Regions from separate parts of the Homo sapiens genome. Here region 2 is linked to region 1. A link is an interaction called in ENCODE POLR2A ChIA-PET data of the cell type or tissue named here. Cell type or tissue: PC-9. All regions are shown on one strand. Each heading gives the region's core, and the rest is flanking DNA. Links, peaks and the distances in the headings are about the cores only. Region 1 holds the start of BAK1 (BCL2 antagonist/killer 1). Region 2 overlaps ITPR3 (inositol 1,4,5-trisphosphate receptor type 3).

What was found. ChIA-PET counts read pairs that join two places held together with the same protein. Peaks named below come from ENCODE experiments on the same cell type or tissue, not always from the same donor. Only the 100,000 strongest peaks of a DNase experiment are listed, where the experiment ranks them.
Region 2: POLR2A ChIA-PET joins it to region 1 with 10 read pairs; 8 of 35 experiments call an interaction of 5 or more read pairs at or near these places.

Annotation. Positions count from the first base shown.
Region 1 is chr6:33,575,709-33,583,708 of GRCh38, reverse strand. It overlaps BAK1 (BCL2 antagonist/killer 1), which reads left to right and starts at 3,433. Exons shown (of 6, transcript NM_001188.4): 1 at 3,433-3,684; 2 at 6,074-6,174; 3 at 7,781-7,916. The coding sequence starts at 6,105. It also overlaps the pseudogene GGNBP1. RefSeq lists an enhancer at 4,214-4,859 and a silencer at 4,768-4,877. In PC-9, for the core only: a CTCF peak has its summit at 3,368; a DNase peak (open chromatin) is centred at 3,438; H3K4me3 peaks cover 2,098 bases.
Region 2 is chr6:33,646,454-33,655,879 of GRCh38, reverse strand. It overlaps ITPR3 (inositol 1,4,5-trisphosphate receptor type 3), which reads right to left. Exons shown (of 58, transcript NM_002224.4): 3 at 1-114. Among named protein-coding and RNA genes, the nearest start is that of ITPR3-AS1, 17 kb to the right of the region's middle. RefSeq lists enhancers at 4,238-4,738, 4,739-5,239. In PC-9, for the core only: no CTCF peak of the experiment used is centred there; no DNase peak of the experiment used is centred there.

The sequences.
Region 1 (8,000 bases), core at 1-8,000:
GGGCCTCCATCCTGAGAAGGTCCCCAATTCAGATCCTGTAACAGCCACCCCAGGACCAACTGCTTAAGAACAGGAAGAGTTTTCAAATTAAAACCTCCAGTTGGAAACTTCCCAGAATTCTGGGAAGCAAAGACTGGGGAGGATGGGAGGTTGGGGGAGATTAGTTGGAGGTAGAGGGGGCAGGGGTTTGATGAAGCAGGGAAGGAGGTGTGGGGGGCAGGCAGGGATTTTGGGGGAAAGGGGGTGGAGACTTGGAGGAAAAGATGTGAGAGCCCCAGGAAGCTTGGCAGGGAGCAAACAGGGAGAGGCAGGGAGGGAACTGAACCCTGAGGGCAGGGGCTATTGAGGACTGCACACACCTCTGTCCTTCCTGGGTTTGTTCTGTCCTCAAGAACACTCCCAGCAGCCAGACAGTATCTGTCTTCCCTCTTAGCATCCAGGTTTTGTGTCCAGGTGGTAGCACAGACCCCACTAAGTCTATTTATTTATTTGTTTTTATTTTTATTTATTTATTTTTTTGAGACAGAGTCTCGCTCTGTCGCCCAGGCTGGAGTGCAGTGGGCTATCTCGGCTCACTGCAAGCTCTGCCTCCTGGGTTCACGCCATTCTCCTGCCTCAGCCTCCCAAGCAGCTGGAACTATAGGCGCTTGCTACGGCGCCCAGCTAATTTTTTGTATTTTTAGTAGAGATGGGGTTTCACCGTGTTAGCCAGGATGGTCTCGATCTCCTGACCTCGTGATCCACCCGCCTCGGCCTCCCAAAGTGCTGGGATTACAGGCGAGAGCCACCGGGCCCGGCCTTGTTTTTATTTTTATTTTTAATTTCTTGAGATGGAGTCTAGCTCTGTCGCCAGGCAGGAGTGCAGTGGCACAATCTTGGCTCACTGCAACCTCCGCCTCCTGGCTTCAAGCGATTCTCCTGCCTCAGCCTCCTGAGTAGCTGGGACTACAGGTACCCGCCATCACGCCCGGCTAATTTTTGTATTTTTAGTAGAGACAGGGTTTCACCATGTTGGCCAGGATGGTCTCGACCTCTTGACCTTGTGATCCACCTACCTCGGCTTCCCAAAGTGCTGGGATTACAGGCATGAGCCACCGTGCCCGGCCCTATTTTTATTTTATTTTTTTGAGATGGGGTTTCACTCTTGTCACCCAGGCTGGAGTGCAGTGGTACAATCTCAGCTCACTGCAACCTCCGCCTCCTGGGTTCAGCAATTCTCCTGCCTCAACCTCCCAAGTAGCTGGGATTATAGGCGCACGCCACCACAACCGGCTTTATTTTATTTATTTATTATTATTATTATTTTTTGAGATGGAGTTTCGCTCTTGTTGACCAGGCTGGAGTGCAATGGCGCAATCGCAGCTTACCACAACTCTGCCTCCCGGGTTCAAGCAATTCTCCTGCCTCAGCCTCCAGAGTAGCTGGGATTACAGGCATGCGCCACCACGCCTGGCTAATTTTGTATTTTTAATAGGGGTGGAGTTTCTCCACGTTGGTCAGGCTGGTCTCGAACTTCCAACCTCAGGTGATCAGCCAGCCTCGGCCTCCCAAAGTGCTGGGATTACAGGCGTGAGCCACCGTGCCCGACCAATTTTTTTTTTTTTTTTTTGAGACGGAGTCTCATTCTGTCACCCAGGCTGGAGTGCAGTGGCGTGATCTCGGCTCACTGCAAGCTCTGCCTCCTGAGTTCACGCCATTCTCCTGCCTCAGCCTCCCATGTAGCTGGGACTACAGGCGCCTGCCACCATGCCCGGCTAATTTTTTTGTATTTTTAGTAGAGACGGGGTTTCACCATGTTAGCCAGGATGGTCTCAATCTCCTGACCTCAGGTGATCCACCTGCCTTGGCCTCCCTTTTGTGTATTTTTAAAAGAGACGGGGTTTCGCCATGTTAGGCAAGCTGGTCTTGAACTCCTGACCTCAGGTGATCTGCCTGCCTCGGGCTCCCAAAGTGCTGGGATGGGATTACAGGCGTGAGCCACCGTGCCCGGCCTTTTTTTTTTTTTTTTTTTTTTTTCTAGAGACAGACTCTCCCTCTGTTGCCCTGGTGCAATCATAGCTTACTGCAGCCTCGACCTCCTGGGCTCAAGCAATCCTCCCACCTCAGCCTCCCCAGTAGCTAAGACCACAGGCATACAACACCATGCCTTGCTAATTTTTTTTTTTTTTTTTTTTTTTTTTGGTATAAGCAGGGTATTGCTGTTGCCCAGGCTGGCCTGGAACTCCTGCACCTGGCCTCAAGCGATCCTCTTGCCTTGGCCTCCCAAATGGCTGGGATGGGATTCTAGGCGTGACACACCGCAGCTGGCTGCCTTTTTTGTTGTTGTTGAGACAAGGTCTTGCTCTGTTGCCCAGGGCGGAATGCAGTGGTGCAAACATGGCTCACTGTGGCCTCGACTTCCTGTGCTCAGGTGATCCTCCTGCCTCAGCCTCCTAGGTAGCTGGGACCACCAAATGCACAGGTGTGCACTACCATACCCAGCTAATTTCTAATTTTTTTTTGTAGAGACATGGTCTCACTTTGTTGCCCAGGCTGGTCTTGAACTCCTGGGCTCAAGCAATCCTCCCACCTCAGCCTTCCAAAGTGTTGGGATTACAGGCGTGAGCCACTGGGCCCAGCCTCTATTGAGTTTTAATCTCCGTTTACTTGACTATCACCTTCAGGATTTCAAACATCCAGAGACCACCAAGGTGCATGGTGCACAGGTCTAAATTGCAGGTTGAATCTCAATCTAGTATTAGTATTCCCCAATGCGACTACAGAACTGATTATTACTATTTATTTTTTTTGAGATGGAGTCTTGCACTGTCACCAGGGCTGGAGTGCAATGGCGCAATCCTGGTTTACTGCAACCTCCACCTCCCAGGTTCAAGGGATTCTCCTGCCTCAGCCTTCCAACTAGCTGGGATTACAGGCGCCCGCCACCACACCCAGCTAATTTTTTGTATTTTTAGTAGAGACGGGGTTTCACCATGTTAGCCAGAATGGTCTCGATCTCTTGACCTCGTGATCTGCCTGCCTCAGCCTCCCAAGGTGCTGGGATTATAGGCGTGAGCCACCGCGCCTGGCCCAGAACTGATGATTAACCCAGCTGAGCCTCTGTTCATCTGAATGGGTATTGTCAACAGCACTCACTTACAAGAGTTGCTGAGAAGATCCAATGAGACAAATAGTTGCTAAAGTGCCAGGCATGCAGCAGTGCTTAAGAAACTTCTCACCCTGGGTTTTTTATTGGTATTGATTGATGTAGAGGTGGGGGAGAAGATCAAAGACAAGGATTGAGAATCAGGGATGGGAAAAGCAGTGGGCCACTGACAGCCGCCCTGCCTGCCTGGGAGGTGGGGTGGGGAAAGTGGGCGGGACATGCTCCTGGGCCTGGCCCACCCAGATCACCCTACAGGCTGTCGGCCTGTGCGTCTGCATCCGGTGGCCACAGAGCAACTTCCTCTAGAGGGAGCTGATTGGAGCCGGGTGCCGCTGGCACCTCTATGATCACTGGAGTCTCGCGGGTCCCTCGGGCTGCACAGGGACAAGTAAAGGCTACATCCAGATGCCGGGAATGCACTGACGCCCATTCCTGGAAACTGGGCTCCCACTCAGCCCCTGGGAGCAGCAGCCGCCAGCCCCTCGGGACCTCCATCTCCACCCTGCTGAGCCACCCGGGTTGGGCCAGGATCCCGGCAGGTAAGCTGGAAGGGTCTTGTCCATCCTCCCAGATCTCAGCAGCCCCAGCCCCAGGGTGGGGCAGGGAGCCTGCCGGGAGCCGGGTGGGGAAGGGGAAGCTCAAGGCTTCCCTGGGCAGGTCTGCCGCCCCGGCTGGGGACCTGATCCTGCCATGCCTGCCTCTGGCTGCCCCTCACAGCTTCCCCTCTTGGCCCAGCCCTGGATGCCGGAGAACTGTAAGAACTGGGTCCTTTAACAGTCTGGGAGATGGGAGTGGAGGTCAGAGCCAAGGTCAAGGGCAGAGAGAGAACTTTCTCAGCGCTTGCTGCTGCCCAACATCCCTAGACTGGGTCCAGGGCCTGGCCAGGCATGTATCCCTGGGCAACATTCATCGGGGCCCAGCAAGCCCAGGAAGTCGGGGGTGGCTCCCCTCACCGGGAATTTAGGCCACTTGGATGGGGGAGGCAGAGCTAGGCCTGAGTCAGCATAGGTTGCTGGCCTTGGTGGGTGTTCTGAGGCTCTACCTGCTCCCCTCGGAAGCCTGGGGTGTTGGTAGAGGGAGTTGGAGGTGCAGTCAGCATCCTCCAGCCCTACTGTCCTGGGGGTGCCGGGTCCTGGAGACTGGGGAAGAAGGAAGGCCATCTTATGTAAGGAGCTACGGGGGGTGGGAGGCAAGCAAAACTCTTTTTTTTTGTTTTTTGAAATGGAGTCTCGCTCTGTTGCCCAGGCTGGAGTGCAGTGGCGCAATCTCGGCTGACCGCAACCTCCGCCTCCAAGGTTCAAGCGATTCTCCTGCCTCAGCCTCCCGAGTAGCTGGGACTACAGGCGCACGCCACCATGCCCAGCTAATTTTTGTATTTTTAGTAGAGATGGGGTTTCATTATGTTGGCCAAGCTGGTCTTGAACTTCTGACCTCGTGGGCCACTATGCCCGGCTGCAAAGTTCTGTTTTAACAAGGCCTTGCCCCTAGAGGTGGAGGAGAGGAAGGTCTGCCTTCACCCTGTCCCTGTCCGGCAGATCGAGGAGGAGTGGGGAGCTGGGTGAGGGCACAGGTGGTCCAGCCCTCCTCCACCCCTTCTTGAGAGCTCTTGGGGCACTTTCGAAAACACTCCCAGGCCTAGCGGAAGGAGGGTGGGCGAAGGTCCCCAGGCCCTGGGCGGTGGGGGTGGGGCTGTGTGCTTGGCCCAGGGTGGGGCTGCACACCCCCTCCCTCTGGGATAGGAGGAGGGCGCTCTCCTTCTGAGGGCTGGAGGCTGCCTGGGGAAATGGGGCTCTGGGAGGGGTGCAAACTGAAAGTGAAACAGCTGACATCCAGGAAACACTCGCCCTGATGAGGGGTCACAGCAGGTTGGGGCTGCGGTCAGGACCAGGCAAAGAGGAAAATTGGGGCCGGGGACAGAAGACCAGGTGTGTGGTGGGAGTACGAGGCAGGTTATGGGGCTTCAAAGAAGGCCCTGATCCTGAGGGCTCCCTCCGGTCACTGCAAGGCAGCAGTGGGGAAGGCACAGACAGGAGGTAAATAGGGAAAGTTGCCCTGAGAAAGAACACACTCTGAGGTCCACAAACTGGAAAAGAAATCTTGCATGCGTGTTGAGTACATGGACTCACGGAGATTCAGACAAACAACCTGACTTTCCGTGACTAACGATGTGACCTCGGGCACTCAACTCTTTGTGCCTCACTTTTCCTGCCTGTAAAGTGGGTATGATGGCGCTCACCCTGCTGGGTTCATGTGAGTTTCCAGTGTTCACCACCCACAGAGTGCTCCTAAGTGGGAGAGTATATCTTAGGCTCTCAGGAAATGTTTGCGGCTAACAGCCCAGAGTTAAAAAACAGGTGTGTTCTGGCCAGCCAGAGGGAAGTAGGGCCTCTGAGGACAGCCTTCATGGGCCATTGGCTGGGCAGTGGCTCGCTTGCAATAAGCATGTGCTGGGTGGGCTGCAGGAGGCCCCAGGAACAGCTAAAAACCCCCCAGGCTCTTGCCCCAGGAGTGGCATGAACTTGAGAGCCAGCGGGCACTGCTGCAGCCACACCCTCCTCGATGGTGCAGATACCTCAGTCTGCCCTTGGCTGCCTCACCTTCTTACCCTGTCTCCCTCAAAGAGGGAGTGTTCAGTAAGTTGTTTCCTCCCAGCAGACTTCACTGGGACCCATGCTGGAGTAAGAATAAAAAGTCCCAGAGGAGGCCAGGCACGGTGGCTCACACCTGTAATCCCAGCACTGTGGATGGCCGAGGCAGACTCACGAGGTCAGGAGTTTGAGACCGGCCTGGCCAAAGTCCCAGAGGACTAAGGGCCTTTCTGGGAATGGGGGATCCTCTCTCCTATGTGGACATGGCAACCTGTATGGGGTCCCCAGTCACAGGTCTGTGCTCACCCCCATCTCTGCTTTTTCTCGCCCTTCCCCGCAGGCTGATCCCGTCCTCCACTGAGACCTGAAAAATGGCTTCGGGGCAAGGCCCAGGTCCTCCCAGGCAGGAGTGCGGAGAGCCTGCCCTGCCCTCTGCTTCTGGTAAGGGTCTTCCTGCCCCCTCACCCATCCCATAACCATGAGTGCTGTCGTGAGGATGGAAGGAGCAGGACTCAGGCAGGCTCCTTCGCCTCGGTTCACCCACTGTGGGTGGGGAATACTCTTCCCCACCCACGGGCTCAGAGGCTGGAGCTGCTGTCAAGGTTAAGCCCAGGAGGGGGAGGAGTCTGGACTGGGGAGGGCCTGGAGGTTGGGAGAGGCCAGGAAGTGAGTGTAAGGTAGGCACAGTGCCACCGGGGCAGAGGGCTGGGTCACGGGCGAGGGAGGCAGGAATTAGAGTGGGGCCTGGCTGCTGTATCCCTCCAGCGGGAGAAATAAGGAAGTAAGCTGGCCAATCACCCAGTCAGGTCTGCTCAACAGGGAACGCAATTATTGTGACTTGGGGAGGAAGTAAGATGGCTGCCCTCCTTCCCTCTTCCCAGGGGATAGCCAGGGAAGCCCCAGCTCACACCTCACGGCGGGCTGTTCCCTGGACTTGGGAATCAGGTCCCAGGTCTGTCACTATCTCCCTGTGTGACTTTTCTGGGCCGCAGCTACAAATTCAGATTTTGTTTCCCACATTTCCCTGCACGCAAAGGGCTGCGGAGCTGAGATGTACTAATGTAGACTCAGGACCCCAAATGCCCGGGACTGTCCCGGTTCCCCGGCTTGTTCTGGCTGTATGACCTTGCACACGTTACTCAGACACCCTGTGCCATTTTCCCCCTGCCAGCTGGGGATTGCCTGCTCCCAGGGCTACTGTGAGGACTCAATGCAAGTGCCGGAACAACTCTCCACACAGCATAAGCTCTAGGGGCGGCTAAGGTGCTGAAGTAGGGATATTTCTTTTCTTTTTTTTTTTTTTGTTTTTTTTGTTGTTGTTGTTTTGTTTTGTTTTGTTTTTTGAGATGGAGTCTCGCTCTATTGCCCAGGCTGGAGTGCAGTGGCGTGATCTAGGCTCACTGCAAGCTCCAACTCCCGGGTTCACGCCATTCTCCTGCCTCAGCCTCCCGAGTAGCTGGGACTACAGGCGCCTCCCACCACGCCTGGCTAATTTTTTGTATTTTGTTTAGTAGAGACGGGGTTTCACCATGTTAGCCAGGATGGTCTCAATCTCCTGACCTCGTGATCCGCCCGCCTTGGCCTCCCAAAGTGCTGGGATTACAGGCATGAGCCACCACACCCGGCCATTTTTTTTTTTTTTTTGAGACAGAGTTTCGCTCTTGTTGCCTAGGCTGGAGTGCAGTGGCACGATCTCCGCTCACCGCAACCTCCGCCTCCCGGGGTCAAGTAATTCTCCTGCCTCAGCCTCTTCTTGAGTAGGTGGGATTACAGGCATGTGCCACCACACCCGGCTAATTTTGTATTTTTAGTAGAGACAGAGTTTCTCCATGTTGGTCAGGCTGGTCTTGAACTCCCGACCTCAGGTGATCTGCCCACCTCGGCCTCCCAAAGTGCTGGGATTATAGGCGTGAGCCACCGCACCTGGTTGGGATATTTCTTTCCATGGGTGAGGACAGCTATGGCCTTAGGAAGAGTGAATCCCCTATAAGGCATGGGGCTGCCAGGGTTCGGCCCTCTCTCCCTGACTCCCAGCTTTGATCCTCAGAGGAGCAGGTAGCCCAGGACACAGAGGAGGTTTTCCGCAGCTACGTTTTTTACCGCCATCAGCAGGAACAGGAGGCTGAAGGGGTGGCTGCCCCTGCCGACCCAGAGATGGTCACCTTACCTCTGCAACCTAGCAGGTGAGCTACAACCGCTGGGCCCACAAGGACATCTTCAGGGAGGCAGTAGCTCGCATGGGTCTCTGTGCAGGTCCTGGGAGCTGG
Region 2 (9,426 bases), core at 588-8,587, 72 kb before region 1:
TCTGCAGCAACACCACATCAGCGATCTTCTCCTTGTCCTGCTTAGTCTGCTTGGCCTTCCAGTACTGCTTCTGGGCCGAGTAGCGGTTCATGGGGCACACCTTGAAGAGGCAGTCTGTGGTGGGGCAGGTTGGGGGTGAGGGGAATGATTCATCTGGGGCTCAGGGCCCTCCCTGGAGAAAACCCCAGCCTGCAGCTCTTCTCTCCCAACCCTTCCCCACCCCCGTTCCCCGCTGCAGGTAGAGAGGAAGCGGTTGGAAGAACCTCACAGAATTTGGAGCATCCTGGAATATGCTGAGTAGAATGGGGAGGCTCAGAGGCAGGTTTGAGAGCAGTGCATCTCACTTGGTGGGGTGGACACGTGCCCTCTTCCCCTAGGAGATTTACCAGAGGCTGCTGGGGCCTCACCCTTATGCCATGTCTGTGCCCAGCTTTTGTGAGTATTGGCAGCTAACAGCTCACATCTGCATCCTCTTTAGCTAATTGCCTTGGCTGATGGAAACCATCTTGCACACAGATGCCTGGGAAATGACATACCCCTCTTCCCAGGGGCAGCCCCTATCCAGTGACTGACACAGGCATAGAACAGCCCAGCCTCTGGAGGGGACAGTCCGAGGAACAGCTCACAATCCTGAGCTCCCCGAGGGGTCAGGCTGAGGCGCATCTTCCACTGAAACCACACCCTTGCTCAGCTTCTTCTCCTGCCCTATACAAAGAGGAAGAGGCTCCCTCACTGTGTTCTCCTGAGAACTTCCTCAAGAATTCACCCATCTTAGGCTCTGCTTCTAGGAATCTGACCTAAGACAAGGCAAATCCAAATTCCAGAAACATGTTCTCTAGTACAATTTTTATTTTGGCAAGTAGATAAAACAAGTGTCATTCCCATAAGCCTAAGCTGCAGGAAGGGTGTCCAATTTTTCTGCTTATCCAAAGGAGGCAGGAGTTGGAAAAGCCTGTTCGAAAGCTTGGTAGGAGGGGAGGGAGGATTCTGGGTGCTGGTGAGGGGCTGGTGTGGGTGACTGGGCCTGTGTGACAATAGCCTGGGCTGGGCTGGGAAGCAGTGAGCTCCCCATCACAGGAGGGATCCACAGCCTGGGCACGGAGCAGGACTCAGTGGCCCTGAGATCCCTCTCATGCTGCAGCTGTGTGAGTCCCTGATTGTACAATGCTCTGGCAGTGTGGAACAGAAAGGAGATGGCTGTGTGGGGAGACTGGAGAGGAGAGAGCCACTCGAGGGTCCCAGAAACAAAACCCCTTCTTCAGGTCCTTTCCTGTTCCCTCTAAGAAAGCTGTGTCTTTTCTCTGGTCAAAGCTGGTCATCCAGTCCCAAGGGACCAAAGAAAAATTAGATTTTCCATCCAGTTCATAAGGAGGCAAAAGCTCCATGGGACCATCGGGAGTAGAAACAGAGTGAACCAAAGATCAAGGAAGACAGAACTTCCTAGAAAGAAAAGGGAAAAATGGCAATTCCACAAGCAGATGGAGCCACCAAGGGCTGCCCCACCTAGGCCCCTCAGCATTGCCAGCATGAGTGGACATCACTTCCGAAAGAGCACTCAGTTTGTTGGAGAGAGTGTGTCTTTTTTATTTTTTTTATTTTTCTTATTTTTTTTGAGACACGGTCTCACTCTGTAGCTCAGGCTGGAGTGCAGTGATGCAATCTCGGCTCACTGCAACCTCCACCTCCCAGGCTCAAGCAATTCTCCTGTCTCAGCCTCCCAAGTAGCTGGGATTACAGGCATGCACCACCATGCCTGGCTAATTTTTGTATTTTTAGTAGAGACGGGGTTTCGCCATATTGCCCAAGCTGGTCTCAAACTCCTGACCTCAAGTGATCCACCCACTTCGGCCTACAAAAGTGCTGGGATTACAGGCGTGAGCCACCACGCCCGGCAGAGAGTGCATCTTTATGGGTTCGGCTCGGCCCTCAGGAGGCAGCTGGGGTCCTCCTGCCTCTTCAGGCTGGGTTGGCACTCCCAGGGCTTCCCCACATCATTTTGTGGATCTCAGTGCCTTGTTAGAGGCAGGCAATTCCCAACAGAGTGGTGGGGAATGGGACACACCAGGGAATGTTCCGGAAATTCAGTGGGCAGGGAGTGATTTGGGTTGTACCACCAATTGTCACAGTGGCACTTAGTGAGCAGAACAGGGTTGCTGGACGCCTGCACCACAGAGATTATCCTGGGTGATGCCTGATGGCAAATGTCCTGCCCACACGCATAGGTGGACATCTATGAGCAGTGTTCTGGGCCTAGAGCTATACACAGAGGCACAAATTTTTTTGCATGGATTTAGCAAACACTGAATTTTCCAGGAATGCAACTCCAATATAAACTGAGGGAAAGCTGTCCTTTGTGTTGTTCAAATTTTCCCAGGAGTTTTCTGCTATTTCAGAAAATACATCACTCATGGCCACACCAAATGGGTGCATGTGTGGCTGCCACATTCATGATTTAAAGGTAAGTGGGCTGGGCGCAGTGGCTCACGCCTGTAATTCCAGCACTATGGGAAGCCGAGGCAGGAGGATCACTTGAGGCCAGGAGTTCGAGACTGGCCTGGGCAACATGACGAAATCCTGTCTTTACAAAAAAAAAAAAAAAAAGTTAATAAAAAATTATCAACAGGCAGCAAGTGGTGGGAAAAAATAAAAATAATTTAAAAAAATAAAAAATTAGCCAGGCATGGTGGTGTGCATCTGTAATCCCAGCTGCTCAAGAGGCTGAGGCAGGAGGTTCGCTTGAGCCAAGATTTCAAGACCAGCCTTGGCAACATAGCGAGACATTGTCTCTACTAAAATTCAAAAAAATTAGCTGGGCATGGTGGTACATGCCTGTAGTCCCAGCTACTTGGGGGACTAAGGCAGAAGAATCCCTTGAAACCAGGAAGTCAAGGCTGCAGTGAGCCCTGATCATGCCACTGCACTCCAGCCTGAGCGACAGAGCAAGACCCTGTCTAAAAACTAAAATATATATATTTTTAAAGTTACTTTCCTTTCTTTTCTCTTTTTTGTCACACTGAGGACATTAAACTACCTCATTCCCTCCCCCTGGCTCCAGGCTCACTCAGACCCTGGCTCTAGACCGCCACCATTTTGCATTATATAAATATGGATATATAGGCCAGGCACGGTGGCTCATGCCTGTAATCCCAGCACTTTGGGAGGCCAAGGCGGGCAGATCACGAGGTCAGGAGTTCGAGACCAGCCTGACCAACGTGGTGAAACCCCATCTCTACTAAAAATACAAAAATTAGTCGGGCATGGTGGCACGCACCTGTAATCCCAGCTACTCAGGAGGCTGAGGCAGGAGAATCACTTGAACCGGGGGTCGGGGGCAGAGGCTGCAGTGAGCTGAGATCACACCACTGCACTCCAGCCTGGGTGACAGAGCAAGACTTCGTCCCAAAAAATAAAAAATAAAAATATGGATATGGATAGATTATATTATTTATCAATTCCACTTTATGTTTTTTGCTACCCTCACCAGACTCGGGGTGGGCAGGCTGGCAGGGCCTGGTTAAGCTCATCACTGTTTCTCCAGCCCCTAACCTGTTGGCTCAGCATGAATCTGCCGGATGCATACATCAACCCAGAAATTACTTCCTCCTGTATAAGGAGGTAGGGTTTGATTTAGCCTTGGAGGGAGGAAGAGGTTACGAGGCACACAACTGGAGGAAAGAGCAGGAGGTGGGAGAGGATATGGCGCATCTAGAAACAGGACAGAGGTTCCTCCTGGCAGGGGCAGGGAGCTCATGCAGGAAAGAGGGGCCAGGCAAGGGAGGTGCTGAGCTGAGACCGGAAGGGCTGAGAGGTGCAGGGCCCTGTGTCTGAGCCCACAGGTCCTGGGGATTGTCAGCTACTTGGTCTCCACATGGCCCACCAGCCCCTTCGAACCCTAGTCCAGACAGGAGAAAAGGCAGAAAGGGACAGGTACAGCCCCTAGAGCAGGGGTCTCAAGCTTTTCCGACCTTGACTCACCTAAGAAATAAAACTTAGATCACCACTGCTTAAAACGGCATGAGGACTCCCTGTCCCTGGTCATGGTACCAGGCTCCAGGTCCGACAGGGCTGAGAACCATGGTGACCTTCTATGGTGACAGAAAGCAACTAAAACAACTGGATTTTTAAAATGTGTGTTATGCTAAGACTTAAAGAATCAACAAGATGGTGAAGAATTACCCACCAAAAAGAGAAGATAGAAAGGAAAACAAAACAGACATAGAAACACTCAGCTACTTTTGCCTTGAGGCGACTTCCTGATTCCCGGAAGCATGGACTTTTATTTTGACAGCTTCTTCAGATGGAAGGATCAGAGGTCCATGCCCAGGCCCACAGAAGGTGAGGGGTCAACAGAAGACCGGGACCCTATAGGGATACAGTCTCAGACAAGGGCTGAGCCCACAGTAGAACAGCTCATGTCAGGAGCTAAAGATACTAGTTGGAATCCCCCAGATGGTTCAAGTAACCCCAAACGACCTGGGCTTCAAGTGGGCTTGAACTGGCGAGACCCTCAGGAGTCTGGCAGAAGGAACACCAGGGCCTTCCTGGAGGAAGGTACCTTCATCCTAGACTCAAACCAGACTTTTCTTTTTTTTTTTTTTTTTTTGAGACGGAGTCTCACTCTGTCGCCCAGGCTGGAGTGCAGTGGCGCGATCTCGGCTCACTGCAAGCTCCGCCTCCCGGGTTCACACCATTCTCCTGCCTCAGCCTCCTGAGTAGCTGGGATTACAGGCGCGTGCCACCACGCCCGGCTAATTTTTTGTATTTTTCAGTAGAGACGAGGTTTCACCATGTTAGCCAGGATGGTCTCGATCTCCTGACCTCGTGATCCACCCGTCTCGGCCTCCCAAAGTGCTGGGATTACAGGCGTGAACCACCCCGCCCGGCAACTCAAACCAGACTTTTCAAATGCAATAACCAGTATATGCTCAAAGAAAAGCAGGGATCCTTGGGAACCAGACACCGCGAGGGAGAACAAGCCCACAAAATAGACACTAAAAACAGACACAGGCAGAGACTTCAGACGCAGACATCACCTGTAAAACAGATATGTCTTCTCTGCTTCAATCAATTAAAAAAAAAAAAAGCTTGAAGATCCCTGCAGAGAACAGAAAACGATAAAAAAAAATGACATAGCAGACTGAAAAAAGAACCAAGTAGAACTTCTAGAAATAAAAAAAGCTTCAATAACCAAAATTTAAAACTCACTGGACATATTTAACCAGAGAATAGCCAGAGCTGAAGAAAGAATTAATGAAACCATAACAGCCCTTATAGGGTGGATGCATTCCAATTCTACCCTATCCATTTCTGTCGATGATGGCTGAGCCCATTCAAGTGACTTCACAGCCCACTAGCGGGTCAGAGCCTGTGCCTGCATGAGACACACTGCCCTGAAGCATCCCCGGGAGAGCAGTGAAGTCAGAAAAGAGCCCTCCCTGCTCCTCCTGACTCCTCCGTATCTTTCTTGGAAACTTAATAACTGGAACTTGTAAGATTCAACTTTTTCTCTCACATAGATCCTCCCTCAGAGCCTTGCCCACACATACACATGCCAGAAGATGCTGAGTGAATGAATAAACAAGTGGGTAGACTCGGGGCCCGTCGCCATACACATCCCATGCTTCTACTGCGCTGTGCTCCTTGCCCAAAGGCAGCCCTGTCAGAACCCCAGAAGGGGCCTGAGCCTTCCCTGTCACTAAACCACAGGGCTGAAGGGCAGAGAGAAGGAGGGTGGATGGGTAGCCAGGAGACTGGGCCCACACAGGAGTTGCAGCATCAAAGACCATGAGAAAAGGTGGAGGGTCCAGGGAGGTTTCCTAAAGTAAGGATTGTGTGTCCCGGGGTGTGTACCTGTGGATGAAGGGGCACAGGGCTGGTGAGGCTGCAGGCAAGAGGCTATTCATTTATTAAATAAGGTCAGTCAACATTCATCCAATACTGACTAAGGTGCCTACCACTCCAAATGCCCACTGCCACTGCATACCATCATTCCAGGGCAAGGGGGATAGCTTTAAAATACACAAACTCCCAGGTCCTCCACAGATCTTGGCAGGTCTCGGGTGAGGTCTAGGAATATGCATTTTTAAAGGCACCTCTCCCCCACTCCCTTTCTACCCCACATGGTTCTGCTGCTCAATCAAGCACCAGAGTAGAGGATCCAAGTCAAGGACAGAGAGCAAAGCAAGTTATACGGTTGCAGTAATGTAAAAGCTCTGCAAGAAATAATGCCTGCATCTGCTTCCAATCATCTTCAATGTTTAGACTCAACCTATAGAACAAAACACCCAAGATGTCATTGTGGTTACAGAAGAGGATGGAAAGGTCATTCAGTCTTGATGACTTAAAAATAAAAATAGGCTGGGCGCGGTGGCTCACGCCTATAATCCCAGCACTTTGGGAGGCCAAGGCAGGCGGATCACCTGAGGTCAAGAGTTTGAGACTAGCCTGACCAACATGGAGAAACTCAGTCTCTACCAAAAATACAAAATTAGTTGGCCGTGGTGGCAGGCACCTGCAAGCCCAGCTACTTGGGAGACTGAGACAGGAGAATCGCTTGAACCCAGGAGGGAGAGGTTGCAGTGAGCCGAGATCGCACCATTGCATTCTAGCCTGGGCAACAAGAGTGAAACTCCATCTCAAAACAAAAACAAAATAAAAATAAAAATACATGTGGCATAGGCCAGGCGCAATGGCTCACACCTGTAATCCCAGCACTTTGGGAGGCTGAGGCAGGTGGATCACGGGGTCAGGAGTTCAAGACCAGCCTGGCCAAGATGGTGAAACCCGGTCTCTACTGAAAATACAAAAAAATTAGCCAGACATGGTGGCGCAAGCCTATAATCTCAGCTACTCAGGAGGCTGAGGCAGAGAATTGCTTGAACCTGCCTGGGAGGCAGAGGTTGCAGTGAGCCGAGATTGCGCCACTGCACTCCAGCCTGGAAGACAGAGCGAGACTCCGTCTTGGAAAAAAAAAAATACACATGGCAGCCTGGGCGTGGTGGCTCACACCTGTAATCCAAGTACTTTGGAAGTCCAAGGCAAGAGGATCACTGAGCCTAGGAGTTCAAGACCAGCCTGGGCAACTTGGTGAGACCCCCAATTTCTACAAAAAATTTTAAAAACTAGCCGGGTCTGTTGACACGCACCTGTGATCCAGCTACTTGGGAGGCTTGAGGCGGGAGGATTGCTTGAGCCCTGGAGGTCCAGGCTGCAGTGAGCCATGATTGTGCCACTGCACTCCAGACCCTGTCTCAGAAAAGAAAAAAAATACACATGGCAGTAGTGGGAGGGAGACATGGACAGAGTGCTTGGAGGAATTGACAGAATGAGGAAGAAAAAAAAAGGGTAACTGAGACTCTCAGGTTTATAAAGGTGACCCTAGAGAATCTACAGGCCACAGGATGCTGTTGGGAGGATGAGGGGGGCAATGGAAGAGCAGGTCATGAAAGCTAAATTATCATCTATCTTAGAAGGGCACCAACAGATACTCTAAAATTGGTAAATCAAGCAGTAGTGGCCGGGCACTGTGGCTCATGCCTGTAATCCTAACACTCTGGGAGACCAAGGCAAGAGGATTGCTTGAGCCCGGGAATTTGAGACGAGCCTGGGCAACACAGTGAGACCTCGTCTCTACAAAAAATTAAAAAATTAGCCAGGCGTGGTGACGCACACCTGTAATCCCAGCTGCTCAGGAGGCTGAGGTGGGAGGATGGCTTGAGCCTGGGAGGTCAAGGCTGCAGCAAGCCATGATTGCGCCACTGCACTCCAGCCTGGATGACAGAGCAAGACCCTGTCTCAAAAAAAAAAAAAAAAAGAAAAAGAAATAGAATAATCATAACATTTGGAGACACAGGGGTAGCTAGCAGAAGAAACCATGAAAAGAGTTAAAAGGGGTTGCTTTCTCTTATTACATTGCTGGTGAGGGTGCAAAATGATACAACGGCAGCGGGGGGCAAGTGGCAATCACCGAGCTCCCGCCCTCTGCCTCAGCAACCTCAGTGCTGGGCTTGCATTCTCGGAGCGCACCTGCTCTTACATAAAATGACCACAGAAGAGGGTCTTTGCTGCAGCACCAACAGGAATAATAAAAGACTTGAAACAGCCCAAGAGTCCATCAGGGGGACTGCTGAAACAAATTACAATAGAGCCACATAACTCTATGTGTGGAATGCTATGTAACCATAAGAAAGAGAGAAATTCTGACAGATGCTGCAACATGGATGAACCCATTATGCTAAGTGAAATAAGCCAGTCACAAAAGGGCAAACACTGCATGATTCCACTTGTATAAGGTACCAAGAGTAATCAAATTCATAGAAACAGAGAGTAGAATGGTAGTTGCAAGGGCTGGGGGGAGGAGGAAATGGGGAGTTATTGTTTAATGGGTACTGAGTTTCAGTTTTGCAAGATGAAAAAAGGTCTGTGGATGGATGGTGGTAATAGTTGCACAGAAATGAAAATGTACGGAATGCTGCTCAACTGTATGCTTAACGATGGTTAAGATGGGAAACTCCTTGTTATGTGAATCTTACCACAATTAAAAATAAGTGACTTTTGCCAGGCACAGTGGCTCACACCTGTAATCCCAATATTCTGGGAGGTTGAAGCGGGCAGATTGCTTGAGTCCAAGAGTTCGCTTATTTTCCAGCCTAGGCAACACAGTGAAACCCTGTCTCTACAAAAAATAAATAAATTAGCCAAGCATGGTGGCACGCACCTGTAGTCCCAGCTGCTCTGGAAGGTGAGGCAGGATTGCTTGAGTCCAGGAGGTCAGGGTTGCAGTGAACCATGGTGTCACTGCACTCTGACCTGGGCAACAAAGCAAGACCCTGTCTTAATAAATAAATAAATAACCTTTTTTAATATTTAAGACAAATTACTATGTAATTTGTAGGAGACTATTTTCTCATGGTTGTCCACAATATGCAACTAAAATGAATATACTTTTTTTCATCTTTTTTTTTGAGACAGGATCTCACTATGTCGCCCAGGTTGGAAAGCAGTGGTGCAATCACGGCTCACTGCAGACTTGACCTCCTGGCCTCATGCGATCCTCCCACCTCAGTCTCCTGTGTAGCTGAGACTACAGGGGTGTACCACCACATCCAGCTAATTTTTGTATTTTTGTAGGGACGGGGTTTCGCCATGTTGCCCAGGCTGGTCTCAAACTCCTAGGCTCAAGCAATCCACCTACCTGGGTGTCCCAAACTGCTGGGATTACAGGCATGAGCCACCACACCTGGCTAAAGTGAATATAATTAATGAAAGAGAGAGAGAGGAAGTTTGAGCTTCTACATATTCAGAGAGAAAGATCTCCAGAAGGGTCTGTCTACAGCAAGATTTATAAAGCGAAACCAGCAAAAAAACAGAATAGTGTATATAGAATGCTATCTTTCTATAAGAAAAGGGAAAATCTGGATATATGTT